Linked DNA regions of Homo sapiens: all the other regions are linked to region 1. A link is a contact called in ENCODE Hi-C or POLR2A ChIA-PET data. All regions are on one chromosome and are shown on one strand. Each heading gives the region's core, a stretch centred on a gene start or an enhancer-like site at or near the end of the contact. The rest is flanking DNA. Distances are from core to core; before and after follow the strand shown. Region 1 has its middle 7.0 kb from the start of TPRG1-AS1. Region 2 has its middle 29 kb from the start of BCL6. Region 3 overlaps LOC105374264 (a long non-coding RNA gene).

Region 1 (3,783 bases), core at 499-2,998:
TCTCACTAAGAACACTTCTTGCTGTCTCTTACTTAGTGCTCCTGCTGGCCTCTGGCTACTTGGGAGAACCATCGGCCTTTTCATTTAAAAAAAAAAAAAAAGTGAAAGTGGGGGATGAAGAAAGAGGGTCCCCTCAAGCTGTAATGAAGCAGTCACTTCCTTGGTCATCTAGACCACTGCGGTGATGGGCTGAAGTTAGCTCAAGAAGCCATCGGCATCTCTCAGTGCAGGTTTTGACATGAAATGGCAACATTCAGGCTTTGTAGAAGAAGCTGAAGGCAGTAAACTCCAAGCCAGAGTAAAAATCAAGTGTGTTCTGATGTGTTGGATCAAAACTTGGGAACCTCATGTGCTCTATCCTACCCCTGATAACAGCTGCAAATGTTTGTTTTTTTTTCTCTAGCATCTGGCCGGCCCATGTGTAAACAGAATGAAGAGTCAGCATGGGGAAAGAATCTGAATGCCCCGTTTCTCAGCCTCTTAAGGATACAGTGAAATGGGACAGGGTCTGAGTTAGGAAACTCTTTGAAATTACACGGAGATTCAGGCAGCAGCTCCCAATGGCACTATAGAATCTCTCACCTATAAGTCCCTTTTTATGCAAGAAAGACAGTTAAACAAAGGTAGTGTTGGGTAGTGGTAAGAACAGTGGATTGAGAATTGGATGACTCAAATTCCAAATGAGGCTCCTATAATAACTGACCGTGAGCCTTTGGGAAGACTATTCTTTCTGGGTCTCATTTCACCATCTGAGTTATAAGATGGCGGAGTCTTCTCTAAGGTTTCATCCAGCTTTACTTTTCAACTTTTTGGCATAATTCTAGCTGTAAAACAGGGGTCTAGGACTAGAATCTACCATATTGCTATGTTTATTCAATAGGTATATTCCTAGCTACTGTTTCTTCCTTTGACTAAATGACACTTTAAAGGTTATATCAACTCCCCCAAATCTTTTATGTCGCTTTACCTTGTCTCAATCCTAAACAACAAGTTAGGACTAACATCAGTGCTAAAGATAGAATTCAACCTATCAATTATTGTTTCTGTTCAAAAGCTAATTATTTAATCAGGGTCTTCCACTTGTTCAAAATTATAAGCAGATTAAGTGCTGAGCATGATTTTTAATGTGAAACATATGACTTTGGTATTCAAATGTACTTTTAAAGTTTTCAATATCTTTTCAATTTCTAAAAAGTAGATCAGAGTAAAATTTTTTTAAAGTAAAGATACTATTAGCTTTGATAAATGAAGTACAAACTAAATAACATATTATGAATTTGTAAATTCATATACAAATATACCTTGAAAGCTAAGTAAAGAATGTTGACTTAATTTAGCAGGCAATGAATGGAAGAAGGTTTCTAACTGAAGGAGTAATTACAATCTGAGACTAGAAACTGAGTTATTCCAAGAAATTACTCTTTGTAACCCAGCAATTAAACCTCTCAAAGAAGGCAGAATTCTTAGTTTTATGCCCATTTCACTGGATTACATTTCCCCTCTTTAAATTCTATTTTTTCACCACATCGTGATCCTCTTAAGAAAAGTTGTCAAAGAAATGGAAATAGAAGGAATGAGAAATAAAAGTCAAGAAGACATTGTAGACTTGATCTGTCTTATTTGGAGCTTGTATTTAAACAGAGGTACTTTTCATCCTTTCAGAGTTCCAGTTGGCCCCACTTCCAAGATGGCTGAGGATGTTGGCTCCTGCTCCATTCCAGCAGAGGGCGCTCTTGGAGCAGGATTGGGGATGGCAGTGGGAAACTGGGAGGACAATCTGAGCCTCATTCACCAGCCACTTAAGTTTGGTGTGAATCTGAGTCCTTCTGGACTGACCTAAAAGACAGCTCATTGGTCCGTGCCTTACAGAATTCTATTCATAGTCTAGTTAAACTCTGATGAAGACCCCATTTTCCAGCTCTACCTTCTCTGCTTACTGTAGAGAAAAAAGTGACTAAATTATCCTCAAGAAATAGAAAATAAGTTAAGAAATGTGACATCTGGGCACGTGCACAGAGGAGCTACTGAGGACTGAGAAATCAGGAAAAGGTTAGCCAAAATAGGTGTGTGTGAGAGATGTCAAAACTGCTTAGCAAAATCGCCTGTCTACTTTCTACCTCGTCTTCCAGAAGGGAATTCATAAATTTTTTTAAAAAGTAGTAGCAATATCATGGGCAGAGCCCAAATAATGACACAAAATGAATCTTGTACAATTGGCCCTTTGTATCCATAGGTTCCACATCCATGAATTCAACCAAGTGTCGATGAAAAATATTTGGAAAAATAAATGGAAGGTTGCATTTGTACTGAACATGTAGAGATTTTCTTGTCATTCTTCCCTAAATAGTACAGTATAACAACGATTGACATAGCATTTACACTGTATTATTATGAGTAATCTAGCAATGATTTAAAGCATATAGGAGGATGTGCGTAGGTTATATGCAAATACTACACCATTTTATATGAGATACTTGAGCATCCCTGGATTTTGGTATCCTCAGAAGATTCTGGAACCAATCCCTCAAGGATACCAAAGGATGACTATACTAGGAATGAATAGCTGAAATCCATAAAGGTTTTTGAGCTCAAGAATGATGTGAGCAAAGCTTAGCAACTGGGTTGCCTAGCAAAAGATTTATCCATTGCAACCCAGGGACTGAGCTCCAACTTGTAGCAAAAAAAAAAAAAAAAAAAACAAAGAGCACCAAGGAGCAGTGGAGATCTGGGCTGTAGCCCTAGCTCCAAGACTTCTTGTCTCTGTGTCTTTGGCCAGGTTCCTTGGGTGCGTCTCTTCAAGCCTCAGTTTCTCTGTCCATCAAGTGTGGGAGCTAAACCACATAACCTGTCAGATTCATTTCATATTTTACATTTTGAGTCTGTGCGTTTGTAGCATATTAGAACAGTAATTTAATTTTTCCTCAGGGAATCCATGGAAGGCAGGTTAAAGGTAGCTGACCATTTATTATGTCATTCTTCAGTGAATAGACATGTCCCTGAGGGAAGAGAAGAGCTCTTCTCAGAGACTTCCAGTCGCATCCTTCCCTCCAATCGACATATGCCCTCCAGTCATGAGCAGTGGGGGTGTGGTGTGGGGCTAAGGGTGAGGAAGAGAGTATCTATTTCTTAGCTGGTTTATGGAATCCAAGGTGGAAGTGGAGTTTGATCAGTCACTCAGTGTAGACTGACTTTGGGGCAAATAGAAAGCGAGCACTAGAAGAAGCTTAAGAGCTCAACTGCTCTTCCCTATCATTTAGTAAATGCTAAAATGTAGATCTCAAGGCCACACAGTAATTGGTAGAATAAACCTGGATTATGGTGTTTTTATAGGCTAAATGTAACCTCCAGCATATAACCTCCTCACTTACTAATCCCTATATCTCTACCAGAACTATTTAGATTTTCTCCTCCTGCTCATCACTAGATTTTTGCACTGCTTAGAGATGATCACAATCTCTTTGATCCTTCTCACACAAAACTTCACCTCATATATAGGAGCAGTAAGGTAATAGTTTCAGTGGAATCTGCTGTCTCTTGTGATGCTCTGAAATTTGGATCTTTTGCCTGAACTAACATCTTAGGAGGGCTTCAGTCAGTTCACCATTCGTAAGTGGATTTATTTCTTCATTTCGTGCACTAACTTGGGTCCAAGTGAACCTTTATTTATTTATTTACTTACTTACTTATTTACATAAACCTACTTGAAAAGATATATGAGGAAGCTTATAATAAAAATCACAAGTATTTTTAAACCCAACTATAAAACAGGAGCACAAATGCAGT
Region 2 (3,783 bases), core at 743-3,242, 1.2 Mb after region 1:
TTTGCATTGTTTATTTGTTGTGTTTTGATCATTTAAAAGGCCTATTAGCAATCCTCACTCCACAAGGTTGCCACCTGGGGAGACTACAGGGTTGGCTCATTTCTCTGTTCCACAAAACTTTCTATAGTTCCTGCTCCAAAGCACATTAGAGAAACCATCACACCCTGTACATACTCAACATATTATCATTGATAATAAAGAGTAAAGCACTCCACTAGGTGCTGGGAGACTTATTTTAGTTCTGGCTTCATCTCAAAAGAGCTCTGTGAACTTGGGCTAGCTGCCTACTTTTTCCAGGCCTCAATTTTCTAGTTTCGGGATAAGAAAATCAGATAAGATTTCTTCTGGGAAAATTTCAGTTCCAAAACTGTATTAGGAATTTAATTCTATGATTTTCTGACCTAGGGCATGGGTTCAAGACAAAAGAGAAGAGGAAAAACCTGTAAAAATGACTAAGGAGCTAGGACATAATAACTGTCCATCTCATTTCCAAGAATGTGATATTGACCTGGTTTTCACATGATCCCCTAGAAGCCAAAATCAAAGTAGACCAGATCTAGCTCCCTTCTCTGTGACCAAGGGAAGATTCCCATATAAGCCTTTATCATCAATACCTAAATCTATGATTTATAAATATTCCTCTAGTCCTGTCAATAGATGTGTACTGTGTGCGGCATATAATTTTGTCTATCCATTTTGCTGACCAAAGACTTACATATAAGTTGAGAGTGGGGGTATATTCTGTGGTCATAGATCCTATTTGCATCCATTGAGGTCAGTAGCCATGCCCATAGCCCCCAGATATCATTGGTAAGTGCTAATTTGCTGTGGTAAATTTCTTCCTATAATTGAACAAATAAATAAGTCCAAATTTAAACTCTTCAACTTCTAAATGTGATCAACCATGGTATGAGCCACCTTGGAAGGTGGAGAGTTCCTTGCCCTGAGATACCTAAGAAAAATCTGGATAGACACTTTGGTAGGGGCATTATATGTTGGAGATTCAGATATGGAGTAATCCAAAAATTTTATGATTCTTTGGTTCCATTTACTCTTACCAGGCCCACTCTGGGAATGTGAGTAATGAGTTTTATTTTTGGATATATTAAAAAACAACAAAAACAACAAGTTGTCCTACCCTTTTGGGGAAGAGAGAGAAGCCCGCTGTGCACATGGGCTAATTGAGTCTTTTAATACTAAAGACACTAATATTCCAGGATTCTGAGCCATGGGGTTCTGCATAATGCAATTTAATTAAATATAGATGGCAGCACTGGGGAAAAAAATGTGTAATAGAGGTAACTGACATGCCCAAACCTGGACCTGGCAAACAGGAGGGGCCAAGATCACCTTACTGGTATTTGCTGTGGTACCTGACAATTACCTGCTGGCTCTCTTCTCCTTGGGTCCTCTGCGAATCTGTGAACCCTGCTTATTTTGTGCTCAATTCAGTGCCCACGGCTCAACGGATTGTTCTATGACTAGTCCAGTCCTTCTCTTGGCATGCTGCCTACTCCATGTCAGAAGTTAAAAGGTTGCACTTCCTTAAAATGCAGTATTTTCCAACAGAACCTGCATCAATCAACCAATTAGTATAACTACGCATGCACTGCTCACGGCTCCATGCTGGCTAATGATCACTGGCTTTGTCTTATGCAAGGCTGGTCTTTCCTCGATCCAGCTAAGAAATAACCACTTGAAAGGAAGTGCATGGGGAGATTTCAAACACAACAGGAAGAACATCGTGTCAAATTGCCATAGTCGTACAAAAGGCAGCATTTGCAGCATCTGTCCATACCTGGTAAGAGTGATGGGTCTCAGTTTGAACGCTGGGGTGTGGAGGGTGACTCAGGAATAAAAGAATGGCCTGGTGAAGGAGTGACTGAAGAGGCTTTCTGCCCTAACTCTCACTTCTTGGGCTCCTTAGCAGGCTCTGTAACTACCTCATTTTCCTGATTTCTATGACTTACCCTGGGTCCGTGCTGATTTGCTGCCTGGATGAAGGAGTAGCACAGACCAACATCGGTAGGCGTGAGAGTTGGGTCTGTGCACATAAAGAAGGGTTCAGAATCTGTACAGGACTCACCCTGGCTTCCGGCAGAACCTAAGACGAGGGAGAGAGGCCCATCCCTGGTGTACCTGAAAGGCCAGGTCCGTGCTTGTTAATTAATGCAAGGCACAGTGCTAAGGCCTGGCTTGCCCCGCTGTTCTCTCTCAGGAGCCACAAATGGGTGATAATACCACTAGTTAGAGAGCAGGGCTCACGTCTCTGCTCCTGCCCGCTCCTGTCTGGGTTTGCTATGACCGTCTCTGTTGGAAGAAAACTATTTGGCTCTAAACTAAAGTAAGTCTTATTAACCATCATCCTTTCAAAGAACACGATTGTATTGTTCTCTTTCTACCCTCTCTCCTCTTGCTTTGTCTTTCTTTTGGTTGTTTCGTCTCTGGTACTTGTTTAAGTGGGGGATTTAAATGTTTGGCGTGGTCACTACAGAAGCCCAGACGTAAGATCTTTGAAGCGGTTGGTGAAAAAAGGGAAGTGATACTATTGGGTGAGGGGTGACATCAAAGAGAAGCCTATGTTCTGTTCCCTACGGCGTGGCTGGGATTTTTTACTCCAAGAAAAGAATTAAACAACAACGCTTTCCAGGAAAAGAGTGACTTTCCTTTTTTTGCCCCTCCCATCTTCTTTTCCTGATCCATTCAGACATACAAGCAATTTTGTTTTAAGGAGAAGCCTAATGCAATTGAGCACTAATACTATAATTATAATTAATGAAAATAATAATATTCGAATATCTTATACCCTTTCTGTTTATCTTTGAACAACACAGTAGTAGTTACAAATGACAAATATGAATATTATCCCAGTTTTTCATGGAGGAAACCAGGGCCAGAAAGTCAAATGCCTTGCCAGGGTCATACATCTGATATTTACCATCAAAATATAGTCTCCAGTTTTTCGACTTTAGGCTCAGCATGTTTTTATCTACACCTTGCTGCCTCTTCCCACATAATCTTTTAAGATTAAGTCTTCAGATTCCAGAGTTGGGGCCATGGAGTTACTAAAAGGCCTAAGAAAAATGGGGCTTTGAAAAGGTCATATTCTCATCCTTCTTACTCTGCACTGTGCTTGAGTATTAAAAGGCTGCTTTGAAAATTCACTGGCCCATGATTACTTGACTAATGCCAGTAATAAAATGCATATATCAAAACCACACACTTTTATTTGATTTTTCTCAGCCCATTACTTGTCTTAGCTGAGTGGCCAGCTATGTGTAAGCCTGAATGGTAGGAAGGTTTTCTGGAAGCAATGACCAGTTATGAAGTTTCTGTTGAGATCCAGGGAGCAACTTTAGGTAAGCATATTTTTGTTATCATTCAGAGGGACAAGAGATAGACCTTACATCCAGTTCATCAGTGCCAGAAGGGAGCTTTGCCAACAGGGTCTCCTCTTTGATCACCACCTGGATCTCCTCTGGAATCCTGGGAAGGAAAGTGATGGATGTTGATCAGAATGCTGCTGTGGGCAGGGTTTTGAAGAAAACTAACCAATTGAGTGTGTCTGGCTGTGGGAGAAATTTTCCAATTCCTGCAAATAAGGCCAAAATTATGGGACCATTTCTCTCCTCTTTCCTCCTCTTGATCATTATCAGCATCATAAAATCAACCATAGGTGTGACTCTAGAGAGATGGAAGTACGGCGAAGAAGGAACACTCAGCCAAGGGGCGTGGAGTCCTGGTTCTCTCCAGGCTCTTTGTGGTCTTGGACAACAATTTGAC
Region 3 (3,783 bases), core at 639-3,138, 1.1 Mb after region 1:
TTCTAGTCTGTTCACGGGTACAATAATCTTTGCCCTCACTATCTTGGAGATGTGAAGAGTGATCTGTAGGCTAGAGCTTGAAGGAAAAAAACAAAGCCTTCTGCAAACCTAGAGAGTTCCAAACGTGTCATTACTATTATCATGATTCATGCGAATACTAATATCATTAAACATTCATTCCAAAAGGAAATGTGATGATAAAATGTTAACATATCTCCATGAGGGGTACATTTGAACTCCGTACTGTTTTTGCAACTGTTCTGTAAGTTTGAAACTACTTCAAAATAATTTTATTTAAAGTTACATTCTCTTTAATTACCTTCTCTTCCATGCAACCAGGTTCACTAGGCAGCAGCCATACCTCAGTCAATAAGAGAGGACAATCTCTGCCCTTGTTGAGTTTATATCCTAGCAGGCAAGGGCAAATATTAATCAACACAATAAATATGAAAATTGTCTGCTGTGTTCGGAGGTGCTAAGTCCTATGGGGAAAAAAAGTAGAGCAGCATGGAGGGGTGGGGAGCAGAAGTCCCAGATTTGGAGTGGGGAACAGGTACCAACTTGCAGGCTGATATGTAAATAGCATGGTCAAGGTGGGGCCTGGGGGAGAAGGTGAGACATGAGCAGGCTTGAAGAAGAGGAGACTGTGAACTGAGCATATGTCTGTAGGAAGAGTGTGCCAGGGGAGGGCAAAGGACTAAAATAGGAGCACATCCTAGGAACAACAAGGAGGCCAGTGTGGCTGGAGCAGTGTGGTCAGCTATTGGAGTACCTGGGAGAGTAATGGGAGATAAGGTCAGAGAGGCAATACAGGGTGAGTCTTGTAGGGCCTGGTAGGCTATTTTGAGGACTTGAGTTTTTTTCTCAAGAGTAATGGGGTACCAAGGCAAGGATTTGAGTGGAAGTGTGACATTATCCAATGCACATCTTAAGAGGATTATTTTCACTACTGTGCTGAGAATATACTAAGGGGCACAGGATTGAAGCAGAGAGAAGCAAGGGTTGAAGCAGGTAGTAGGTGATCACAATATTCCAGGAAGAAATGCTGGAAGTTTGGATCAGAAGGATAGCTGCAGGTGGGGAAAAGCGATTGGATTCTGGATACGTTAAAAGTAGAGCCAGCTGGCCACAATGGCTCACGTCTGTAATCCCAGCACTTTGGGAGGCTGAGGTGAGTGGATCACCTGAGGTCAGGAGTTCAAGACCAGCCTGGCCAACGTGGTGAAACCCCATCTCTACTAAATATAAAAAAATTAGCTGGGAGTGGTGGCACGTGCCTGTAATCCCAGCTACTTGGGAGGCTGAGTCATGAGAATTGCTTTAACCCGGGAGATGGAGGTTGCAGTGAGCCGAGATTGTGCCACTGCACTCCAACCTGGGCAACAAGAGCAAGACTCTGTCTCAAGAAAAAAAATAAAAAAGTAGAGCCAACATAAGTCTTTTAAGCTTTTTGACCTAAAATCCATCTCCAAGGCCCTTTCTAGCCCTAAAATTCTTTGACTGCTCTAGAATATCATCATCATCTCCTCAAACCCCTCTGCCCAAGTGTGAAGAGAGAGGCAGACATTGTGCTACTTTTACACTTACAGATCGAAATTCTCTCAAGTGGCCTGAGGTTTCTGGGATGACGTTTGCTCGGTCTTATTTCATGCCTGAGTATAAATACAGCACACAAGAAAAGGTTGTCTTTCCCTCAATCAGAGGAACTGCCAAGCACAGATCCAACCCACAGGGACTATGGAGAGGCCGGAAATGTCAAAAAGAGAAGTATGAGCATGAAATTGTACTCCCTAATGAAACACCTGGCCCCTGAGAACAAAGTCCATCCTGTCACTGTTCTTGATTGACAGGTGTATGGTCTGTCACTTAGGCAACACCTCTTATCTGCCACTTGGTCTCCCCAGCCCAGTGATTCCCCTTCAACCTCCCCTCCACATTGTCACTAGACACACGATTCCTAAGAGCAGTGGAGTGGTCTCTGCACTGGCATTCTCAAAAGCCCTGCCCTTGCCCACGAGTACCTATGCTGTATCACACCTTTATGAAGGACCCTCTTCTTTAGAAAACCACCTCTTGCTCCCCTAGATCCCCCAGTCACTGGCAGAGGCCATCCAGGTGGGAAGAAGGGTGAATTCACTTTGGAGGAACTGCAATCTCTTGACCTCAATTCCACCTTGGCAGTTTCTGTGTGATACAGCCTTCTTCACTTCCTGCCCTAATTGCTGTGCAGTGTTACCATGGGCTGTTAAACAGCTGCCACCTTCTACCCCAGACCTAAATGCCATCCAAGGGCAGGTAAAAATATTTCTCTTTTCACAGAGATTGTTGGAGGAGTCTTCTAGAAGAAGCATGCTAGGAATTGTGCAGCATCCCAGGGGCCCGTCCAGTGCTCCTGGCCTGTCTGGCTCCCTTGCCTTGTTCTTTGGGGTTGGTCACCCTGCCAGCTCTCCTTCCCACAACCACCCCTTCTGTGCTTCCTTCTTAAAGTGTATGGGTGGGGCTGAGAGTTTTGTTCTGGAATCATGGAGGAATAGAAAACATTTCAGCTGACGGGGCCTCAGCACTCATTCCTTCGTTTAATAATCAGTGGAACCTGTTTCTTTCACCTTCCAGGTAAACCTGATCTGGAGTTGTATATAAAGTATACACAAGCAAAGCACCTTTGGTGGAAGACGGGTCAGGAGTCCTACTTTAATTGTCCTCCAACCACTCTCAGAGATTTGGAGGCCAAGATACCAACCCCATAAACTCCTAATTTTTTCAAACCTTTTCATTTTGCACCTGATGATCCTCGAGGTAGAAAGTCTTATCCCAACTCAGTCAGTCAAAAAAGGGCCTGGATTAGGACTCCAGTTTCCTGACATTCAGCTCAGTTGCTTTAAAGAGCTCAGGCAATTACTTCCTGTTGACCAGGTCTGACAAAAGAAAAAACAAAATAAAATAAATAAGTAACGTGATCAGGCGTAAGACTATCAGGTGCAAAGATCTCAGGGCTTGGCTGTAGAGCACTGGGACTGCTGGTGGCCATGGTACCAGAATTGCTCCTCCCAGCTCACCACAGCCAATGGCATTCCCCTCCTCTGGTCCACTTTCAGTGAGGTCATGTTGGCAGCTTGACATTGGCTGTGGTGGGAAATTAGCAAATACCACAAGAGGGGAGATCTCCATCCTCTCAAGAGCTGGTAATTAAACATTTTCCAGCACACCAGTGGCTTAGGGGTATGCAGTCCTGTCTACCAAGTCCTGAAATAGACCTTCTTGTGGAATATGAGATGTTCAGGGGCCAGGTGCAGTGGCTTGCACCTGTAATCCCAGAACTTTGGGAGGCTGAGGTGGGCAGATCATTTGAGCCCAGGAGTTCGAGACCAGCCTGGTCAACATGGTGAAACCCCATCTCTGCTAAAAAAAACAAAAATTACCTGGGCGTGGTGGCATACACCTGTAGTCCCAGCTACTTGGGTGGCTGAGGTACGAGAATCACTTGAACCCAGGAGACGGGGGTTGCAGTGAGCCACTGCACTCTAGCCTGGGCAACAGAGCAAGACAGCCTTAAATTAATTAATTAATTAATTTAATTAAAGAGATTCAGGGACTAGTCATGATGAATCACTCAAGGAGAACTTTGGAATGGTCTCATCCATAAATGACAGACTATAATGCCTAAAAATCTCTCTGATAAGGTATATGGGCCAAGCAGCTGGGTAGAAGAAAATAGAGAATGGTGAGGAATGTGGTGAAGCATGACTGTCTCTTAATTTGCTAGGGCCGCCATAACAAAGTATC

Evidence for each region. A loop is a pair of places that touch in the nucleus more often than their neighbours do. ChIA-PET counts read pairs that join two places held with the same protein, here RNA polymerase II (POLR2A). Pooled maps may share reads with other maps.
Region 2: a loop to region 1 is called in a pooled map, with 3 times the contacts of the local background. The contact joins two enhancer-like sites. A Hi-C loop is called at or near these places in 2 of 50 pooled maps. POLR2A ChIA-PET finds 5 or more read pairs at or near these places in 2 of 52 experiments (activated T-cell and endothelial cell of umbilical vein).
Region 3: a loop to region 1 is called in a pooled map, with 2.5 times the contacts of the local background. The contact joins two enhancer-like sites. A Hi-C loop is called at or near these places in 1 of 168 maps with a recorded cell type or tissue (endothelial cell of hepatic sinusoid), 1 of 37 single-sample maps with no recorded cell type and 2 of 50 pooled maps.

What each region holds. Positions count from the first base shown.
Region 1 is chr3:188,952,741-188,956,523 of GRCh38, reverse strand. No RefSeq gene overlaps it. Among named protein-coding and RNA genes, the nearest start is that of TPRG1-AS1, 7.0 kb to the right of the region's middle. RefSeq lists a silencer at 1,690-1,984. Within about 2 kb of position 1,748, at least 7 of the 41 ENCODE cell types and tissues checked have a DNase peak (open chromatin) inside an H3K27ac peak, as active enhancers do.
Region 2 is chr3:187,772,165-187,775,947 of GRCh38, reverse strand. No RefSeq gene overlaps it. Among named protein-coding and RNA genes, the nearest start is that of BCL6, 29 kb to the right of the region's middle. Within about 2 kb of position 1,992, at least 4 of the 41 ENCODE cell types and tissues checked have a DNase peak (open chromatin) inside an H3K27ac peak, as active enhancers do.
Region 3 is chr3:187,827,201-187,830,983 of GRCh38, reverse strand. It overlaps LOC105374264 (a long non-coding RNA gene), which reads left to right. Exons shown (of 3, transcript XR_924813.3): 3 at 1-190. Among named protein-coding and RNA genes, the nearest start is that of BCL6, 84 kb to the right of the region's middle. Within about 2 kb of position 1,888, at least 3 of the 41 ENCODE cell types and tissues checked have a DNase peak (open chromatin) inside an H3K27ac peak, as active enhancers do.